Linked DNA regions of Homo sapiens: region 2 is linked to region 1. A link is a contact called in ENCODE Hi-C or POLR2A ChIA-PET data. All regions are on one chromosome and are shown on one strand. The core of a region is the stretch at or near the end of the contact, and the rest is flanking DNA. Distances in the headings are between cores, read along the strand shown. Region 1 overlaps SLC35A5 (solute carrier family 35 member A5). Region 2 overlaps CCDC80 (coiled-coil domain containing 80).

Region 1 (3,178 bases), core at 352-2,851:
CACTCAGTAGTAGTACAAGCATTTCTCCAGAATCATTCATTCAGTTGATAAATTTTCTCTGTGACTTCTCATTATAAATCTGCCCCTTGTCACTCTCTTTGTGCTACTAAGAAATGTGTTTTGTACAGTTTCTTGAGAAAACAATTATGTGAGTCTTTCCATTTAATTGTCTTCATACCCTGCACTAGTTTACTACCACCAAATATAGAAGTGCTCTTATCTGACACAATTTGAACCTATTGGTTAGTTGCTAGGAAAACTTATAGTGATGAATCATATACATAAGTATATATAGAAAATATCTAAACAATTTATTTTAACTTAGAATATGTAAATATACATGTATTCATCATTCTTCTAATGTTGAACTAAAGCCCCCCCTTTGAGTATGTTACTGATTGAAGTTCCTTAGCTCACCTATATGTTATTAGAAAACAGCTTTTTATCTTCTGAATGATTTACCTTCACTTAGTCTTCCCAAAGTGTTCAACTTAGTTTTCATAAAAACAGCTTCTTGTCTTTTACTCATAGTTTATCATTTATGTAATCTTTATGTAGTGACAACAGTGAGGTCACCTGGCAAAAACATGTTTAGGAACAGAGATTCTGTGGGCAAACAATTCACTTGGGAGGAGAGGCCCTCAGGAAGAGTAGCCTTCTAGCCACAGGCATTCGGCTCTGAGCATCCATTACTATGTTTTACCGAGGCAGTGGAGAGATGAGTGAAGTGAGCTTCCACTGTTTTGTATCAGTTAAACTGAAGAACAAATTGGGCCTAGCAGACTCAGTTGTCATTTCAGATTGTCAGCTGACTTTACAGGGTAATTTATTAAGCTTTATTTTCTTTCCTAAAAATCTACCATTTTTAATTTTTAGCTTAATCCTTAATAAATTTTACGTTCCTTAGAGCATTACCTTGAATGAGTAATTGTTTACAGAAGGTGTTGTTTAGCTTAAGGATTTCTTTCTTTTTTCTTAATATTAGTGAAAAATGTATAGCTCTAGAAAACTTTTAAAGGAACTATAGATTATATCATTGCCTCACTTATATGCGATTTGCAATAATTAATTATGGAATTTTTTTTGTAAAATGGACACCCATTTTTTATCTCTGTGGTCATTCTATTTGTTTTCTGCTACTTAATGTGTATCAGCTGCACCTTCAGAAATTTAAGTGGTTAGTTCACAGTTTCTCACCTGATGGCATAAGGCTGCGCTAACGCCATCAGTAAGTTCTAGATCAGGCTATTTGAAAATTACATACATATGAGAAAGCATATAATAGTGTGCACAGGTATGCTGCTATCTAGGCTAGTCTGTGCATTTAGCAGTTTCAGAGCATGAAGCTTTATATGCACACAACTTCCTATATGTGCATCCTGGAAACTTAGAATTATACTTAGGAGGTGTGATGATGCAGAAGGAAGACATACAAAACCATGGATCCGATCCCTTCTTTAGTGTTTAAGTACATGACCTTAGGGAAATCTGTTAGGTTAACTGTTTCCTCCCTTAGAGCGGAAATGCCTAAGTGTATGGTAGGTGCTCAATAAATGCTCCAATGATATAAAAATTCTCACTTCTGGTTCCCACCTATTGCTTTACACTTCTGCATTTTTTATGTTCCTCTTTTTTTCTCGGTGTTCCCCTTCTTTGCCTAACTAACTGATCTTCAAACATCAAGATTTTGTTCCCCCAAGAGGCCTCCTGACAACGCCAATGAAAGTGAGATATTCCTCTTTGTCAACATTGTACATTCTTGTTGCCTTTGCATAGAGACTCTTCCCTCTGCCTGGATATATCACCACCTCCTTTTTCACATGATAAACTTCAATTAATTTTTCATCTTCTAGCTCAAGTGTCATTTCCTCTTTGAAGCAATACCTGACTATTTACAGATTGTAGTGTTCCTCAGTTTACTCCACTTGTCCCATTAATCACTTTTCACACATACTGAAATCATTTAGTTTCATTGTTTTCTCACTGTTAAAGCATAAATTCCTTGAACATGGAGATAAGTCATCTTTATCGCCCCAGGTTGCCTGGCACGTAGTAGCTGCTTATTAAACATCTGTTGAATAGAATGAATCAGCAAAATGGAATAATAATAGTACATGTCCTTTATTTCTCACAAGTTTGTTGCTAAGGAAAATAAACAAAGGATTGTTAGGACTTTGTAAACTGAAATACTGCCCAAAATAACATTTTTCTTTGGCTTGTCAGCCAGCAGTTTGCTGTTTAATGCTCTACGATTAGGACATGGATCTAGAGCTAACCTTCTCCTTTAAATCTTTTTTGGGTTATGGACACCTTTAAAGATTTGACAAAGCTTTGCAGGATCTCCTGCATAGGGGGAAATTCATCTGTACACAACATTTCTGAAGCTCATCTACATTCTTTCTGGTTCTGGGAAACCAGGTTGAGAATCTCTGCTGTAACTTTATAGTACAATAAAAGTTACTGTGCCAGAGGTCCAGGATACCTCTAGAGGTAGAAAGGAGGCCATGTTAAACTTGTAGGTTAAAAGGAAACCTACACAGAAGGGAAATGACTTGAGCAGCCTTAGGGGATAGGTGTTATAAAAATGAATTAAAACATTAAATTTGAGAGACAGGCACCAACAGTTTTTCTCTGAACTTGAGTGGTAGGAAATGCTAGCAAAAACTGGGTCCAGTTTATTCAACCAAATACTCAAGTGTCTGAGTTTTCAGTAGAAACTATTGATATGGGGGGAAAACAGTAGTAAAATCTTTTTTTTCATCTTTGAACAGGAGGCGTCTAAACTGGATCCAGTGGGCTTCCCTCCTGACTTTATTTTTGTCTATTGTGGCCTTGACTGCCGGGACTAAAACTTTACAGCACAACTTGGCAGGACGTGGATTTCATCACGATGCCTTTTTCAGCCCTTCCAATTCCTGCCTTCTTTTCAGAAGTGAGTGTCCCAGAAAAGACAATTGTACAGCAAAGGAATGGACTTTTCCTGAAGCTAAATGGAACACCACAGCCAGAGTTTTCAGTCACATCCGTCTTGGCATGGGCCATGTTCTTATTATAGTCCAGTGTTTTATTTCTTCAATGGCTAATATCTATAATGAAAAGATACTGAAGGAAGGGAACCAGCTCACTGAAAGCATCTTCATACAGAACAGCAAACTCTATTTCTTTGGCATTCTGTTTA
Region 2 (3,071 bases), core at 417-2,916, 50 kb after region 1:
TTGGTAGGTAACACATTTGACACTGGGAACACCTGGTTTGTGAGGGCTTTCATCACTAGCCAGCACCAGTCTTTGTGCTGGATTGAATACTTACTTCCTTTCTGGACATCTGGAGTGTAATTAAGCTCACTGCCCTCATGCTATTATTTGAAAAATCCAGGAAACAAATGGTTGAATCCTAGTTAGCCAATAAATACGTGGCTTTGTAGTATTAGTCTCTTGGGCTTCAGTTTTATCACCAAGAATAATAATGCAGCCTGATCTGGATGAGCTGTTGTGAGGGTTCTTGTGTCAACATTCTGTAATCAGCACAAAGCAATAACAAGTATTTTGCCATTATAGGTGCTCTAGTGACAAGTGTGACAGCTCATTGATTTCCAGATGACTACCAGATCAAATGGTGATGCAGAGGATGACCACATAATAGTGCCTATTACCTGACTGGCATTTCTGTATACTATCTTATTTAATCCTGTGAAATAGATATGATTATCTTCTAAACTAAGACTTAGGAGTAGCTTGCCCAAGGTCACACAACAAGTAAATTGTGACCCTGGATTTAAATCTGTCTGTCTCCAGAATTCATTTTGTGTCTTTTGTTTGTATGATCATTATTGTTGTTTTGGTTAAGAAAATTCCTTTTTTGCTTGTTCTCCCCCTAAATTATACACACAGTGCAGGATAAATGTCTAAAAATAAATCATCAATCCACAATAATTTATGATGGGACATTGGAAAAGATGCTATTTATTTTTCTTTTGTAGCCACCTCAGAGGAAGGTGGGCTATTTAAAGTAGAGAATGCATAACTGATACTTTACCCTGAATCAGCTCTAGAGATCTGCCGTACAATATTGTACCTATAGTTATCAATACTGTATTGTGCACTTAAAAATGTATTAAGAGGGAAGATTTCACGTTAAGTGTACTTACCACAATAAAAAAAATATGATTTAGAAGGCTAGACCATATTCAAATCAAGTTGACATTATCGTGACATAATATAACTAGTATGTCTTCAATTACACCAAGATCGTATGTCAGAAAAATCTGTGTGATAATGTTATGTGTATTGAAGTTAAATGTTGACTAACAAATAATTAGTTATATATTACTAAATATATTTTATATTCTTTCAAGTGCTTTTAGATGAAATATATTTTACGGAAACTATGCAGAATATGCAAACGATGGAATATAAAGGATTACTCTAAGGTTTTTTTTTTTTGTAGTTAAACCATGAACAACAACAAAACAGTAGAAAGTGCATATAAGAAAAAAAGCTTTTTAAAAAATAAAGCCCTAGAGATGCAATAATTATGAAATAAACTGGGTGGGTCATATTTTGGGCTTCTGACTATGAGGCTTAACTAATCACAGTAAATCTTGCAACGTTCCCAGGAGAACTGCAATGAGTTAGATCTCAGCTGTCCAACACTGGGCTGTACGCCTCATGAGTCTCACATGCACCATTCATATGTAAAATTGCGAAAACTCTAAATTCAGCCAAATTCTTCTACTCTCCAAAAGGACTTGGGTGCAGTTCAGTCCATATTTTCAGTGACTTTTCATTTATCTTAACAGCTTCTCTCAGTTCTGGTTAATTCCTTCCTCAGGCTTGCCAGAGTCAAGTACTTCCGAGAGTCTGGCAAGTCCCATCTGTGATGAGTCACCTGCAGCGGAGAGTCTGCAGGAAGATCAGACGGGGCTGCTCACAGGCGAGAAGACTCAGTACCCAGAAAAAGTGTCTGAATGCCTCTCTGATTCTCTCCCACACTGTGTTACTTTTCCCATTTTCTTCCACCTTACTGACTTTCAGACAATAGAGTGTTTGCGTATTTTTCTTTTTTACAGTGCTTAAAACTTAAACGAGAACCATCCTGGAATGGCTATTTAAATAAGCAGGCAAACTGACCTGTGTTATCACAACCAAAGAGCCCTCTGAACATCTTCATTTTCTTTTGGATCCCCCATGTACCTCTACCATAAAGTTTGTCCCACCTTAGATATGAGAAAAACAATAATATAATTAAAATGTTTAAGAGAACCTAGCTGAAAGTGGTCGATTTTCATGGTGCTGTTGTTGACAGGGCCGAAGATGGTGATCACAGAGATTTTCCTGGTAGCCATCTTGCAGAAACTTTCCAGATATTCATCACGTTGTTGCACATACATATTGTTCTCAGCCTTGGGAGCAGTGATCAGCTGGAGGTGGGTGAAGACAAACAAATACTCATTTATAGTGATAGTTTCACACTGAAGCAAAACCCAAAGAGATGATTTGGAAGAGAGGGCTGGTAGTGACTGCATCTAAGCTACAAATGTTCTGCTGAACAGTTAGCATAATTAGGACCAAAAAGGGCCATTTGAAAAGGCCTCTTTTTGTCTCCAAGACAGCTTGGAGTTTTCTACTCACTTCCATTATTTACCTCCATTACTAGCCTCCACATGTCTCACTTTTCTTATTTGTGAACTCTGCAAAGGAATATTTATTTTGCAAGGCTGCTGTGAACATTACATGAATACTTGGCATGCAATAATTGTTCAATAAATGTTATTTTCCTTCCCTAATTTTGATCTTCATTATTCTCACTGGCTGATTAGATATTGGTTAATACAGTGGTTACTACTATTATTCACATTTCACAGGGTTAAGAGAGTTTCATAGCCAGGCCCTGGGCACTACGAAACATTCTGTGATTTAGAACTCTTATTAGAAAACCTTGCAGAAAGGTTTTATGATGACTTTTAGGCCTACGTTTTGTCACATAGAATATATTCACTGTCACATTCAGCCTGCACAGAGTTGGTGGTGTTTGTCTTTTGATATTGCAGTTTTCCAACAGGATGTTTTTTACTCTAAGTTTAGCCCTCTCTTTGGTTCAGACCTGGTATTTTTCACCTAGCCCTCTGTCTTTCATCCTCATCCTATGACCCCTGTCTTCTGGGGGAAAAAAAAAAGAGGAAAGACAAAGCAATCAAAAGAAATACTTTAGTCACCAGAAATCTGAGAAAATGTAATTTATTTTGGATACAGTAAGGATAACCCTACTTTTAAGAGGTCCTCTTGAA

Evidence for each region. Hi-C counts contacts between places; a loop is a spot of excess contacts on that map. ChIA-PET counts read pairs that join two places held with the same protein, here RNA polymerase II (POLR2A). Pooled maps may share reads with other maps.
Region 2: a map of esophagus muscularis mucosa shows a loop between it and region 1 (2.9-fold over the local background). The contact joins two enhancer-like sites. A Hi-C loop is called at or near these places in 11 of 168 maps with a recorded cell type or tissue (A673, Caco-2, PC-3 and 8 more), 3 of 37 single-sample maps with no recorded cell type and 14 of 50 pooled maps. POLR2A ChIA-PET finds 5 or more read pairs at or near these places in 5 of 52 experiments (AG04450, T-cell, activated T-cell and 2 more).

The regions. Positions count from the first base shown.
Region 1 is chr3:112,577,775-112,580,952 of GRCh38, forward strand. SLC35A5 (solute carrier family 35 member A5) reads left to right here. Exons shown (of 7, transcript NM_017945.5): 6 at 2,772-3,178. Among named protein-coding and RNA genes, the nearest start is that of SLC35A5, 17 kb to the left of the region's middle. Within about 2 kb of position 1,602, at least 2 of the 41 ENCODE cell types and tissues checked have a DNase peak (open chromatin) inside an H3K27ac peak, as active enhancers do.
Region 2 is chr3:112,628,066-112,631,136 of GRCh38, forward strand. CCDC80 (coiled-coil domain containing 80) reads right to left here. Exons shown (of 8, transcript NM_199511.3): 3 at 2,048-2,204. Among named protein-coding and RNA genes, the nearest start is that of CCDC80, 12 kb to the right of the region's middle. Within about 2 kb of position 1,667, at least 5 of the 41 ENCODE cell types and tissues checked have a DNase peak (open chromatin) inside an H3K27ac peak, as active enhancers do.